Regions from separate parts of the Mus musculus genome. Here region 2 is linked to region 1. A link is a loop called in an ENCODE intact Hi-C map of the cell type or tissue named here. Cell type or tissue: heart. All regions are shown on one strand.

Region 1 (8,000 bases):
TAAGGCAGTCAGTAAGAAGCCAGAGCCCATTTTTGTCCATGGAGACAGTCAGGCTACTGAGAAAATATTCATTCCAGTGGAAGATCAATGTAACGGTTACTGTGAGCTAAAAACAAAAATAAAAACAGAAACAAACAAAATTTTCTTCCCTGACCTCAGTGCAGCAAACTCCAGAAGGTTGGACTCAATCTTGAATTAATATAATATATGAGATTTACTTTTACAAAAAAAGAAAGAAAGAAAGAAAGAGATCCACACACACATGTGCACATATACACATGATCCATATACAGTATATGCATGGCTTTATACATGCACATGTATGTATGTACACATTTACATATGTATAATGTATATAGGTATGTGTGTGCTGTGACTCAAACACAGGTCCTTCCATGTGCTAGGCAAGAACACATAGAAATGAAACCCCTTCCAGGATTTCTAGTGGCAGCTGAAAGAGTCTCACATGTGGTCACCAAAAACCAAACTGATCCTCACACAAATAGGGATAAACTTTTTTTCTTTTTTAAGATTTATTTATTTATTATATGTAAGTACACTGTAGCTGCCTTCAGACACTCCAGAAGAGGGCGCCAGATCTCGTTACGGATGGTTGTGAGCCACCATGTGGTTCCTGGGAATTGAACTCAGGACCTTTGGAAAAGCAGTCAGTGCTCTTAACCGCTGAGCCATCTCTCCAGCACCAACTTGTTGTCTTCTAAGAGTCAGATCTGCTGTGCTGCGCACTTTGGGCCTCTCCTCCACCTTAGCTTGTGACGGCAAAATGCCTCTTGATCATTCACAAGCAAGCCTTCTATCACATCTGACTTCAGAACTGTACTCTGGGCAGTTGTGAATAGCACAGTGTGGAGCTGGGAATTGAACTTAGTCCTCTGGGAGAGCAGCAAGTGCTTATTTGCTGAGCCATCTGTCCAGCCCTGCTTGCTCGATTTTATTCTACTAAACTGGTAAAAGTGAGAGCAGGTTTGATGTTTTTGTTCCTGCAGGTAGGGGGGAAATGGTTGTTTCTCAAGAACAGTTAGAGAGGGCTGGAGAGATGGCTCAGTGGTTAAGAGTACTGACTGTTCTTCCAGAGGTCCTGAGTTCAATTCCCAGCAACCACATGGTAGCTCACAGCTATCTGTAAAGGGATCTGACGCCCTCTGTAAAGGGATCTGATGCCCTCTTCTGGTGTGTCTGAAGACAGCGATAGTGTACTCACATACATAAAATAAATAGATCTTACAGCAGTGAGAACAAGGAGGCTGGAGAGATGGCTCAGTGATTACAACTGCTGCTATTCCAGAGGACCTGAGTTTGATTCCCAGCACCACATAGAGTGGCATCACTATGATCTGTAGCTCCAGTTCCAGATCTGATGCCTTCTTCTAGCCTCTGAGAGCACCAGGCATTCACGTGGTGCACAGAGATGAAAGCAAATATTCATACACATAAAATAAAGTTAAGGAATAAGAAGTCCTTTATGGTATGAGATTATACATGAAACAAACCAAAACTGTTTGTATGCTTATTTCTGGGTTTTTGCTTATACCTCGTGGAGCCCAAGAGGAAGAGTCATGGTCAGGTAGATGATGCAAAGATGGTTGTGTGCTGCTCCCCTTAGCAATAGTAGACAGACATAACTCCCAGCAGCACCAGGACACAGGGCTGTTATGTGGTTTCCCACACTAAGTAACTATAAGAAGCTGTTCAGCAGCAGAAAGTTCTCAGCCAACCTCCTGCTTTGTAGTCGGGCTTGCGAAGCCAATGCTTATGTGCTCTTGTCTTACATAGGGTTCTATTGCTGTGAAGAGACACTGTGACCAAGGCAACTCTTATAAAGGAAAGCATTCCACTGGGGCTTGGCTTATGGTTTCAGAGGTTTAGTCCATTATCATCATGGTGGGGAAACATGGCAGCCTCAAGCCAGACATGGCGCTGGAGAAGGAGCTGAGAGCTCTACACCTGGATCCACAGGCAGCAGAAGTGAATGCCACACTAGACCTGGCTTGAGCATACAGGAGATCTCGAAGCCCACCCCACAGCGACACACTTCCTTCAACCAGGCCACACCTACTCTAACAAGGCCACACCTCATAATAGTGCCACACCCTGTGGGCCAAGCATTTAAGCACATGTGTCTTAGGGGCCAAACCTATTCAAACCACCACAGCTTGGAACCATCTTGCTAACCCTGTTTGTTTGTTTTTAGAGACATGCATCAGTATTTATTGCAGGCTAGCCTTGCTGTCTCAGCTCAAATGATCCTCCTTGTAATTGGTCCTTCCAAGTAGCTGGGACTACAGGTGCCTATGCCTTGGCTACAAATTATGTCAATATTATCTCTATTTAAAAACCCACACAACCCCTAGGAGAAAAATATAGTGCTCTTCTGCCGATTAAAAGGATAACTGGGAGGTTGGCAATAGCCTTTAATCCCAGCATTGGGGAGGCAGAGGCAGGGGAATCTCTTGAGTTTGAGGCTAGCCTGGTCACTGGCCAGAGTGAGTTCCAGGAAAGCCAGGGCTTCCAGGACAGCCAGGGCTACACAAACAAAAACTGTCTCAAACACACACACACACACACACACACACACACACACACACACAAACAAAAAATGGGGATTCGGGGGGGGGGGGGTATCGTATTGGGGAAATACACTTGCTGCCAAGGCTGATAATCTAAGTTTGATATAGATAACCCAAATGGTAGAAGGGCCAACAACTAAAAATTACCCCATGCCAGCCAGAAGAGCAAGCTCTCCCCCACAAACAAAGAAACTTTTTTTTTTTTAACAAAAGTTTTTTAAAGGGAGAGGGGGCACACTGGCTGGCTCAGTGAGGAAGACCACTGGAGTTCTTCCGGAGGATCAGGGTTTGGCACCAAGCACCCACATGGTGGCTAACAACCGTCAACTCCAGTTTTAGAGAAACAAATGCCCTCTTGTGGCCTCATCAGGCATTGCATGCACATGGTCCACAGCCATGCCTGAAGGCAAAGATAACCATACAAATAAAAATAAATTTAAAGGGAGGTTAATTAATTCAAAACTTTAAGGAGCCGGGCGTGGTGGTGCACGCCTTTAATCCCAGCACTCAGGAGGCAGAGGCAGGCGGATTTCTGAGTTCAAGGCCAGCCTGGTCTACAGAGTGAGTTCCAGGACAGCCAGGGCTACACAGAGAAACCCTGTCTCGAAACTCCCCCTCCCCCCAAAAAACCCCACAAAACTTTAAGGAAACACTCTTTTTGACACTTCCTTCTCACACCATGAGCAGGACTTAGTTCTTTTAAGAGGACTTTGTGGGTTGGCAAAATAAGTACGAAAAAATGTGCTTACCTTGAAGCCAGCCCTTCTGAAAAGTTGGGAAGTACTCACAAACAGGTGCCAACTCCACAGAGTTGTCCTCTGACACAGGGGCAACACACACACACACACACACATTTTTATATGCATGAGTGTTTTCCCAGCATGTACATTTTTATAACACGTTTGAAGTTCTGGATGATTGTGAGCCACTGTGTGGATACTGAGAATCAAAATCAGCTCCTCGGCAATAGCAACAAGAGCTCTTAACCTCAACGCCAATTCTCCAGGCTCTCCCCTCCCCCCTCCACACCCCCTCCCCCACCCCCGCCACCCCAAATGCTAATTTTAAAGGGGGAAAAAAAGACACAGGAAAAAAACAAAACAAAAGAAAACAAAACAAAAAAACAACAGGAAGGGTGGCGGGGGAGGAGCGTCGTTGAAGTTTTTCTCTAGGACAATAGTGACACCGTGTGGCCAGTTCTTAGGACAGCAGTTACGAAGCGGAGTGAGTGTTGATTATACACTGGAATGCAAAAATCACTGTTAACTACATCAAGCAGACTTCAGATAGAATTCAGAGAGTTTATGGAGACCTAGCATTTGTGAGGACTATGCCGGTTCTTTTACAGATGTCTTTATTATATTGTTCTGTATTTTCTCAGATGATCAGGGACTAAATTAATTCTGCTGTGTTTATATAGTAAAGCAATCCTGCAGTTGTAAGCAAATGTATGTTAGTGTATTCTAGGGAAATTGGTTTTAAATATTCATTCATTCATTCATTCATTCATTCACTCATTCATTCACTCATTCATTCATTCAAAGATGGGCTCCCACTCCAGTCAGGCTGCCTTTGGATTCATTATATAGCCCATTTGTAATTCTCCTGCCTCATCCTGCCCAGTAATAAGATTACAGGCACGAGCCTCCACCTAGTTGACAGACCCCTTGCTTTGCTAACCTGCTTCCCATAGGGACTACACAACACATTCTGGCATGCAGAGGGACTGACTTTGTCCTAGCTTTAATAGTCCACCCCACCCCCTTTGGTAGTTGCCATTTCTTCAAATACAGTTTATTCACTCAGTTAAAATAATAACTTTAAAAGATGAAAGTAGCATTGAGGTGCAGTGTGCACACCTGTAGTACCAGCACTGCGAAGTGGAGGCAGGAGAACCCTGAATTCAGGCCATCCTTATGAAAGAGGAAATAGAGACAAAGAAAGTGAGAACTAGAATCATCCTCCCAGAGCACAGCACATGGAGGCAGCAGAATCCGAAATTCAAGGTCATCCTCAGACACACAGGGAGTTTGAAGACAACCTGGGCTGTGTGAGACCTGTCTAAAACAGACAGACAGACAGACAGACAGACAGACAGACAGACAGACACATTAAAGAGAACACAAGCACCTAACCAGGGTAAATTTTTTCTATTCATCCACTAGACATTTTAGTAAATACATTGTTACTGTGAATGTGTGCTTGGTGATGTGTGGTCAAATGTGCCACAGTGGGTGTGCAAAGATCAGGGACAGCTTTGTGGAGTTGGTTTTCTCCTTCTGCCTTTATGTGGGTTCCAGGGATTGAACTCCGGTTGCCAGATGGAGCAGCAATAACCTTCTGAGCCATCTCACTGTCTGCATCTCTCCTTCCCCGTGGCTGGTGAGACGGCATAAAGCAGCATCCTGGACGCTTCTTTGGAACTATGTTTGACGTCCATGATGATTGGGAAGTGCTCAGTATATAAACATGCCTGGTAATGAACCGCAGGGAGCTGGAGACACACATGAGGCCAGGGTGATTTACAGCATCGTTTATAAAGCAGGATACAGGAATTGAGTTGGTTGAGACCTTAGAGGTTAAGTAGACCAGTCTCCTACTCAGGAAGTAATCCTGCCAACAATAATCTTGACATGCGGTTATTTAACATCTGCTGGAACAATCTCAGTGATTCCCAGGAGTAGAAAGCTCCCTGCCTCTCTAGGCACGTCATTCCCAACTCGAATGATCCCAGAGTCTTTCTTCAGTGATTTGAGGTCTGTCTTCTTGCAGCTAGGGGTTTTTCTCAGGCTGCCTCAGTAAACTAGTGGGCACCTTTCCTAACTTAGTAGATAGGTTACTGTGTAAATTTCTCTCCCCTCCAGGCTAAATGTACCCAGGCTTAGCATCCCCTAACCGTTTTTTGGTCACTTCCTTGGCTACTTCTCATTTTGTCAATGTCCCAGTAAAACGGATGTGATGGACACAGTCTTTGTTATGGTTTTTGTTCTTGCTTTTCTTGATATCGAGTCTCCTGCAGCTGAGGCTCACCTTGGAGTTTGGACCCTTCTGCCTCCGCCACCCAAGTGCTGGGATTGCAGGGATGTTCGCCAATGTCCTGTTTATGTGATGCTGGGGTAGAATTCAGGGCTTTGTGTGAGCTGGGTAAGCATTGTAGAAACAGCCTTACATGAAATCTCATTACTTTAGTGTGTGGAAGGCTTGTGATTGTGTGTGGATTTTAGATTCCTGTTAATGCTGCTTAAGTCATTTGGTGGTTACACAACTCCCTTTCCATATATTTATTTTTAAAGAATCGACGCACAGTAAACATGACTATTTTTGAGAAAGAGTCTCACTATGTAACTCAGGCTGGCTTACATACCTCACATTGGCTGAGAATTTGCCATCCTTCTCAACTTCTAGGGTGCTGGAATTACAGACATGTACTAGCACACCCAGTTAACGTTGACATTTTTTTAAATGTGTGGTTGTAAAAGACACATATGTAAGTTGGATGGTGGTGGCACACACATTTAATCCCAGCACTTGGGAGGCAGAAGCAGGCAGATATCTGAATTTGAGGCCAGCCTGGTCTACAAAGTGAGTTCCAGGACAGCCAGGGCTACACAGAAAAAAACCCTGTCAAGAATCCAATAAACAAATGGACAAATAAATAAATAAAATTAATAATAAAAAGACACATAACCAGTACCACAACCAGGAGCCTCCCTGCTCCTATACCACTATAGTCAACCTCCTGTGGTCCCTGGCTCCTGGAATCATTGGTTTATTTACTGTAGAGTTTTGTCTGCTAAAAAATGTCATATGAGGTGGGTGATGTAGTTCAGTCATAGGGCATTGGCATAGGATGTGCGAAGTCTTGAATCCACCAGTCCTGGGGCCCCATGAGTCCATTATTTCTGGGTCTTATAGATTTTCCATTACATAAGCACAATTACATTGGTGCTTGTCTCCAATCTATCTTCAATCTCTTGATGTCTGGGAGGCAAGGTAGGAGGCTGAGGTAAGAGGGCTGTCAAGTTTGAGGCCAGCCTTGTGCTACATAATGAGACCCCGCACAAAAAATAATTAAAAACCCCTTGTAAGATGGTTTATGTAAAAGACCTGTAAGTTTATTCATTTGTTAAGTTTTATTAAATGTCTAGTATATGCCCTGGAGATATGGACTTGAATAAGGCCAAGCATCCTGCTACAGATCAGGATAACAATGTGGCCCCTTGGGAAATTGGGGAAAGAAGATTGCTGTGAGTTCGAGGCCAGCCCGGGCTATATAACATGGCCCTACCTCAGAACACAACATCACAATGTGCTTGGGTGTGACTCTTCAATCATTGGCCTGTTCCCCTAAACAAACTGGGTATGACCCGTATTTGTGATGTTGACGGTGATGTTCTATTTCACATGTCTTCATTTTGCGTACCAGGCTATCATGATAGAGTTTGGCACATGGTTTTCTACCCTTGCACACCAATGACTTCCAATGTGTTGGTGGAGACAGCCTGGCAGAGAACTGGTCAAGCGTGTTCTAAGTTAACACCAGTTCTCTCCTAAGTTTTAATACTAACCAACTGTTGAGGCTGCTGAGATGGCTCAGTGGTTAAGAGCACTGACCTCTCTTTTGTAGGGATCCAGGTTCAATCCCCAACTCCCCACAGAGCAGCTCACAGCTGCCTGTAACTCTAGTTCCAGGGGAATCTGAAGCCCCCTTCTGGCCTCCAGGGTTACTACATGCAAATAATGCCTGGGCATACATGCAGGCAAACCATCCTTATACACAGAATAAAAATAAATAAATCTTTAAATAAAAAAGAAAGCATTTGATCGCACTTACAGTTTCAGAGGGTTAGAGCCCATGATGGTGGAGCAAAAGTGTGGTGGCAGGGATAGCTGAGAGCTCACATCTGGATCTGCAAAAAGGCAGAGAGGACAGGAGGGATGGTACAAGCCTCAAATCCTGCCACCACAGGACACACTTCCTCCAGCAAGGCCACACCCCCTAATCCTTCCCAAACAATTCCACCAACTGAGGACCAAATTTCCAAACGTTTGAGTTGACGGAGGCCACTCTTGTTTAAACCACCATAAGGCCTCATAACGTTACCCTGGGTGGCCTGGAACTCTATGTAGGCCAGGCAGGGCTCCAACTTTTGAAAATCCTGCTTCTGCATCCTAAGTGCTGAGACCCTAGGCATGTGCCACCATGTCTGGCCTGGCACTACACCTATTTTCGGAGCTTAATGTTCACTAGGTGACAGAATCTAGAATCCCGTTTTTCCACTTTCAGAAACTCAAGCTATTTGTTTACTTTTTAATCTTTACTCACTACCAACTTAAACTTCATCCGACCGGTTCCACCAGTTTCCAGCTTCTCTCTCTTCTGTTGTCCATGTACTCTCCATTTTTAGACCT
Region 2 (8,000 bases), 320 kb before region 1:
GACAGGATCAAACTCCTGATCCCAGACTTCAGCTATCAGACAAAAGAAAGCAGAAATAGAAATCTGTCTTCTTAGGAATAAAACCAATCTTAAATTATTTGTTGTACTATTGAGAACATTTAAATTAAAAAATTGGAAGTTAAACTTATTCAATTTGCCTTAGAAAGACCTGGATGCTGTGGTCACTTTTACTCAGTTAAAAAAAGAAAATGTTCTCTTAGGTTCTTCAAGCCTCCACAAACAAAAGTTTCATAACAGAAAACAATGCCTCACTATAAAGTTTAGATCATTGCTATTGGGTTTAAAGATATTTTTTTCTTATTTTCTTGGTAAGTAGGGTACATATTAGAAAGAAAAAGAGTACCTTTAAAATGATTCAATTGTAAAATTACAAAACCTAAATTTAAAATGTACTAGTCAGCTGATTTTCCGGGCCACTTTATAAATGGTTGCTTTCTACTTCTCAACTAAAAGTTAATCATGATTCCCCTTCCTTCTGTACAATTATGAGTTACAATCCTATTACTGTATATATACAATTGGTTAAATAGAGGATAGTTTTAAATATTAAGTTTCTATACATCATTTTCTTTTAGTATTTATACAATTATTTTCAACATGTAATTTTAAGATTTAATATATATGATAAATATAAAATTTATAACCTCATTAATAATCATGTTAGGTTGAAGTGACATTTTAAAAAATTAACCCACTGGGAAAAAATCTGCAAAATCCTAAGTATGAAATATTACAGATGATAACTTAGATGGAACAGATATCTAAAAGGGGGCCTGAAGGGCTGGAAAGATTGCTCAGCAGTTAAAAACACAGGCTGCTCCTCTAGAGAGCCCTGGGTTCAATACCCAGCACCCACTTGATGCTCACTCAGTTACTATAACTCTAGTTCCAGAAGATCTGAGGTCCTCTTCTGACTTCCAAAGGGACCTGACATACATGTGGCACACATCTAGCACACATATATGGCAAGTATATATACATGGTAGGCAAATACTCATAAAATTCTTATAATAATTTTAAAATATGTCCCATGTGGTGGCTCATGAGACAGAAACAAAAGATCTATGTGGGTTTGAGGCCAATGAAGTCTACATAGGAAGTTCCAGGCCAGGGTTACATAGTAAGATTCTGCCTCAGAAAATAATTGGTCAGCTCTGAAATCACAATACAGGTAACACTCAACAGACTAAACAATTTGTATTTATATATTCATGTGTGACTAAAAAGAGGGAATGGAGAGAGGAAAAGTAATTATATTTTAATTTCAAAATGTTTTAAGTGGAAAATAAAATACTAAAAGATGACCTGAGGATAATTTTAGAGCCAGTATCTCTTTCCCTAGGTTAATTTTTTGTTCTGAGACTGAAGAAATGGCTTAGAGAGCACTGCTAAAGAGCACTGCTCTCCAGAAGGACCCGGGTTCAATTCCCAGCACCCACATGTGAACTCACAACTGTGTGTAACTCCAAGATCTGACACCCTTATACAAACATACATGAAGCCACAACACTAATGCACACAAAAATAAAAAAATAATAAAATTTTTAAAGTATTTTTTCTGTTCTCACTCCCTCTAGCAAAATCCTTACCATTTACGAACACAGAACACAGCTTATGCTTGTTTTAGCTTCCAGCACAGGAAACTATTGACTACAGACCTAGTCTGCCTTGAACTTTACTGTGCACAGCAACCATCTACAGAGCTTGTTTATCAAGCAGTTCCCAGACTTAACCTAATCTGGTGATGCTGAGAGCAGCGAGGCTGAGGCACTGGCTAGTGGGCAAGCCTACTGGTGAGGCTGCAGTACTTCATTAAGCCTCACACCACACAGGAACACCAATCCATTCAAGTTCATCTAGATTTCAGGAACAGCCTGTTCTGTACATAATACAGATGTACTCCCCTTTCTCTTTAATGGTGTACATTACACCCAGAGAGTGTATTATTCCTAATTAAAAATGTCACTGGAAATAATACTTTTCTTCTATCCTTTGCCAAAAACAGTATATAACTTCAAAACACATACTGGACTTTCATTTAGAAAATAAGGTAGAGGACCAAGCAACATGCACAAATTTTATTCAACCCCTTCAAAAACTTAAGTTTCTGTCAATCAAAATCTCACCAATTTCTCACTCTTGTCAGTAAAATCATCTATAAATATAGGAGAAAAACCTTAGAAAAGCAACCATACAAGAGAAGGCTTCTGTGTCTTTAAACACAGCTGTAAGTGCTACTGGCATCCTAACAGACTTTAAACTATCTCAGAATAAAATTTAGACAGTGGGCTGGGCGTGGTGGGAAATGCCATTCATCCTAGCACTTGGGAGACAGAGTAGGTAGATCTCTTTGAGTGGGAGGTCAGTTTGGTAGACACAAGTTTCAGGACAGCCAAGGTTACATAGTAAGATCTTGTCTTTGAAAAAACAATACAATGAATGAATAAATGAGAAAGAGAGTGACAAAGACAGAGAGGAGGGAAGAAGGGAAGAGAGGAGGGAGGGAGGCAAGAAAGAAGGGTTGGAGGGAGGGAGGGAGGGAGGGAGGGAGGGAGGGAACTTTCTAACTGAATTAAGAAAGATAATATTGTTTTAAAATTTATGATTCATTTATGGTTAGTGGTCACTTACAGAAATGAATTAGAGTTTCTAAAGTTGTTTTTGTAATTTAGTAATTTAAGAAGGCCATAGTGTAACATAAATACTTTCTGTTGTTGTTGTTTGAGACAAGTTATCTTAATTACATGGCCCTGACTGTCCTGGAACTAGCTAGACTGGGCTGGCCTTGAACTCATAGACCAGCATCTACTTGCTAAATAGAATTAATACTAAGAAAAACATAAATTTATAAGAAATTTGGCAGAAGCCAGGCGATGGTGGCGCACGCCTTTAATCCTAGCACTTGGGAGGCAAAGGCAGGCGGATTTCTGAGTTCAAGGCCAGCCTGGTCTACAGAGTGCGTTCCATGACAGCCAGGGCTATACAGAGAAACCCTGTCTCGAAAAAAGCAAAAAAAAAAAAAAAAAAAAAAAGAAAGAAAGAAAGAAAAGAAATTTGGCAGAAGAATGCCAAAACTGGATTAATACAAGATAACTATTAAAGGGGGAAAGTCAGGGAAGGACTTGGTTTTAAAGTACAAGGACCGAAGTTCCACCCAAGAGCCACATAAAAAAGAAAGGCATGGTGGCCTGTACATATAATTCCAGAGCTGAGGAGGTGTGGACAGGCAAATCCCTGGGGCTGTCTGGCCACAGTTAGCCTATTGAGTAAGCTCCAGTTTCAGGGAGAGACCCTGCTGCAAAGGACAAGGTGATGACACCCGAGGAACGAAGGCAGATCCAGGGTGACCTCTGGCTTCACCCACACCCGCACCTACACACACACACTAATAAATAAATGTACAAAGAACAAAAACAAAGTATTTTCTTTGTGAAACTACAGGCAAGAATACATTTCTGTATAGAGACATACCTTTGGGAGTGTACATGCCTTGTTGCATAGAGCCTCCAGGTTCAAAAATGGGAGCCCTAAAGTCCGCTACAGCAGATAAAACTGATTCAAAGCTATAACTTCCAGGAATAATGCCACTTTTGGGGTTGGGATTTTCTGGGATATAATGTATGTGTCAAGAAAACAAACAATATTAATGACTAGCACCAGCATCAACGTCTACAAATTACTCAGTTCAAATTCATTTTACCAAAATAGAAAATGACTGGCTGTAATGTATAATGTTGGCCACAAGAGGGTGACATAACAGTTCAGTATGAACCTTATTGTGGTTTTAAATATATGAGCCAAATAAATTATATGATGAGGTGGCCCTAAGTATACTTTCCCCAAAATAAATTGATCGAATTCCATTAAATGAAAGGAAAACAATTTCCATTATGTCCATTTTCATCACTGTATAAATATACTGTACCCTTGTTCAGAAAACCAGAAAGAATATACAAAAACCCAGCACAGATGTGTAGGAGTAAAGACTACTTTTCTAAAAGCAAAATTTCTAAAAGCAAATAAAAACAAGTGGGTTCACACAAAGGGAAAGCACCAAGCCACAAATACTCTGTCCTAGTTCATATTAAGGCATGTAATTCTTAAACTAAATCAAATTTTAGAAAATGTTTTTGCTAGCTGTTTGAAGAAATAGTCAAAGGAGGCTGAGGATGGGTTTAACCCGTATCACTGCGATGCGGTTGGGGCTTGCTACCACGCAGTACTGAACTGATGCTACAAAATCTTCAAGTCGTTAAGAAAACAAATATTTTCTAAATGATACCGACATACTAAATTTTGTTAGATATTTTCACCATACACTAACACTAAGATTTTAAGGTTTCATTACCTTGCCACTATGATCAGCCTATAATGGCAGTATTTGGCAGGCAGAAGCAGGAGGATTAAGCCAAGTTCAAGGCCGGTCCACACTGTAAGTTCCAGACCAAGCAGGGCTATACAGCGAGATCCTACCTCAAAAATGTCTGCATAAAAAAAAAATTAATGTATTTAAGGGGGCGGGGCTGGATAGATAGTCCAGTGGGTAAAAGCAGTGACAGCTCTTGCAGAAGACCTAAGTTTGGTTCCCAATACCCACACAGTGATTCATAACCATCAAATCCAGTTCCAGGGGTTACAACGCCTTCTTCTAACCTCTGCCAGGACCAGGCATGTATGTGGTGCACATAACATGCATGCATACAAATACCCATACATGTAAAATAAATACTTTTTTAATTTTTAAAAAAAAAACTACTACTGAATATTCAGCTCTATCTCAGGGACCATACCTCCAGTAGGTAGAGGATAATCCATAAACTTGAAAATTCTTTAAGACTGAGTCTAACAAAAATTTTGGGAATATTTAAACCCCTAATAGTGGTAATTATAAAGACTCTAAGCTCTATGTACTCCAGCCTCGCTACATAAGGAAAAATGACAGGGGTCCCATTTACAAAATGCCCAGCTTCCTCTCCCTAATGCTGCTATGAGAGGCGCAGGTCCTATGTGTCCAGAACGGTCAACCCTGAAGTCTAAGAAAATCTTCCTGAGAGACAGTGAGAGACGGCCAAGCACACAACCTGCCCTGAACACATCCCTCAGCAAACAACTTATCCTACACATTTGCAAGTTGAAAAAAATATCTTTTAAATTGAGATATTTTTAATCTACAAACGTAATTAACACAAGCACAAAATGACACTTTGAAAGGATATGAGGTCAAGCAAAGAGCTATGTGTCCTGTCGTTCATACACAGCTGGGCCACCATCTCTGCCCTGAGAATGTCATCGTCAGACATCCCTAAAATTATAAAAACACAATTAACCTGGAGAGAGACATTATAAAGAAATCACCACATGTTTTATTAAGATGTTCTACAAAATGTGAAGTGTCTTAAGAGTGAAAACCGCGAATTGACAGCAGAGTCTCTGCCTTTATACTGTAGCTCCTGTAAGCAAAGGATTTTCTGAAGACTATTCTAAACCTAAAACTATTAGTTGTACGTGTCAAGATTTTAAAAATACATTCAAACACCGGGCAGTGGTGGCGCATGCCTTAAATCCCAGCACTCGGGAGGCAGAGGCAGGAGGATTTCTGAGTTCAAGGCCAGCCTGGTCTACAGAGTGAGTTCCAGGACAGCCAGGGCTACACAGAGAAACCCTGTCTCGAAAACAACAACAACAAAAGTACACTCAAATATATCCACATCCTTTTTCTTTTTCAATAAACAAGGTACTAGCAGGGGGCTGGGGGGAAGAGAAAGAAACAGTACTAATGACAGTATTTATTAGTAGATTACCTAGGTGTAAACGAAGACTCAAAAGAATCACGAGGAACGTGAGAGCACCCTCTAGCATCGACCGCTCGTGCTCCACATCGAGCACCATGTTGTGGTGCTGTGAAGCCATGGTCAGTAAGTCCACCACCTTAAATCTACAAGAGGGGATAGCGCAAATACATTTTTAGAAAATAAAGCAAAACTGAGTTAAATTCCATATACTTCCTACCTGTCTGTCTTAATAAGCATACACTTACCTTTCAAAGACAGATGATATAAAGTAGTCTGGGTCAAGTCTAGAAGCACAGACCTTTAAAAGACACAAGCAAAGTTTTATCTCTCACATTCAGCTTTGCTTTGTATTAGTCTTGCTTTTAGATTTTTCTGTATCTTCTTCTACTTCCACAAGCCATGAGCCACACAAAAAGAAAGACTCAAAGACTAGTAAAAGATATTAATAATAACTGTGGAGAGTGAATTCCAAATAATAGAAAACTTACTTAGGAACAAAGCCCCACACAAGCATCCACCCACTTTACCTAACTGCCACACAATTATAGCATTTCCCCAGCCCTTAATGAATCTAAGGCTGAGCATAGCACAATGAGGTACAGCCCCTATGCCACAAAGCCTGACAGAACTATTTAGAGTTCTTCCTCTGTTCTCTCTTGCCTTTCCTACAGAAACTCTCAAAACGAGTGTTAGCCGGGTGCTAGCCGGGGCTTTCTCCTGGCTCCTGTTTCTGCTTCCTGACTAAAATTTGACTAAAACCATATGGCCGTGGCCCATATGCTACAGCACCCTTCCCCTGGGAAATAGAAGTACTACATTCTTTCTCGTGAGCTGACGTCTCCCATGCCCACTGTCACCTCTGAAATTAAGATACCATGCACACCGAGACACTCCCAAAGCGCAGCAGCTGGCTCACCTGTAGTAAGTAAATGTCTGGGTCAATCATGGAGTTACAGAAATGAGACTGGACATAGGTCATGGCTTGTCCTTTGATTTGCAGACCATTTCTTACCCACATGTTACTGTGAATTTCAGCAAGACTAGCCTAATGAAAAGATGAATTAGAAAATATATCATCTAAATTCAATAAAATCATATTGTATTAAGCAATCATTTAAATATTTTTACTTAATCATAATATGAGCTAAGCATTCTGCTCAGCATTAGATACTCAATTTAAATATACTTGTTTGTTTGTTTGTTTGTTTGAGTAACTTCTTGCTTTTCCAGTGCCCCAGTTCCTTAATATCCACTTGGATGGAGGCTTGTATTTTATTTAACAAATGCCTAGACCTTAATCTAGGCTTGTTCCCAGACTAGCTTGTAACTCAATTATCCCATCTATGTCCTGCTACATGGCTGGTTATCTCTCCTCGGTTTTATATGCCCGACTTCCTCTGAGTCTGGATGGCAAATCTTTTTTTTTTTTTTTTTTTGTTTTTTGTTTGGTTTTTCAAAACAGGGTTTCTCTGTATAACCCTGGCTGTCCTGGAACTCAAACTCAGAAATCTGCCTGCCTCTGCCTCCCAAATGCTGGGATTAAAGGCGTGCACCACCACTGCCCAGCTAAATATACATTTTTTTGCTTTTGTTTTTAGGACAGGGCCTCAATATGGAGAGATAGAGATAGATCCTAGACTGATGACAAAAACCACTATGCACCTCAAATTGGCCTCTGTACCACTAATATAGGTTTATGTTTAAAAAAATATCCAAACTAATGACTATATTTCATATAGGTCTCTTCTTCAAAGTGTATAAAGGAGCTAGTTTTCCACTATGGCTTCTGGATATATTTATAAAAACTTCAATGAAATCTTTTTGGAAAATGCAGTGCTTCCTTTTCATTCTATTTTTCCTTCAATCCCAGCCCTACCAAAAACAAAAACCATACATAATGTTTAAAAGAAGTGAGCATAAAGCAAGTCTAATTGGTCAAAGTCTTTAATTCAACCTAATCAACATTCAACCTAGAAAACCCATCTTACAAATAAGTGGAAATAAAATTTTAAAAAAATCAGACTAGAGAAATTGTTCTTTCTCTATCAGAATTTAATTCTATCAAAAATCGGATTAGAGAAATCATTCTTACTCTATTAGAATTTAATTCTTTATGTCCAGCATTAACTAAAATTACAGGAGAATGAGTTAACCCAGAAATCCTATTCCAAATGTTTTAGAAGCCTT

The links. Peaks named below come from ENCODE experiments on the same cell type or tissue, not always from the same donor. Only the 100,000 strongest peaks of a DNase experiment are listed, where the experiment ranks them.
Region 2: it touches region 1 in a loop (9-fold over the local background); 9 of 42 quality-filtered maps call a loop at or near these places.

Annotation. Positions count from the first base shown.
Region 1 is chr2:69,630,948-69,638,947 of GRCm38, reverse strand. No RefSeq gene overlaps it. Among named protein-coding and RNA genes, the nearest start is that of Bbs5, 12 kb to the left of the region's middle. In heart, CTCF peaks have their summits at 595 (motif pointing right), 2,943 (motif pointing left), 3,798 (motif pointing left) and 7,308 (motif pointing left); no DNase peak of the experiment used is centred here; H3K4me3 peaks cover 611 bases; H3K27ac peaks cover 642 bases; H3K27me3 peaks cover 254 bases.
Region 2 is chr2:69,951,599-69,959,598 of GRCm38, reverse strand. It overlaps Ubr3 (ubiquitin protein ligase E3 component n-recognin 3), which reads right to left. Exons shown (of 39, transcript NM_177783.6): 14 at 6,730-6,858; 15 at 6,059-6,111; 16 at 5,823-5,956; 17 at 5,238-5,323; 18 at 3,493-3,634; 19 at 1-32. Among named protein-coding and RNA genes, the nearest start is that of Ubr3, 58 kb to the right of the region's middle. In heart, a CTCF peak has its summit at 3,754 (motif pointing right); no DNase peak of the experiment used is centred here.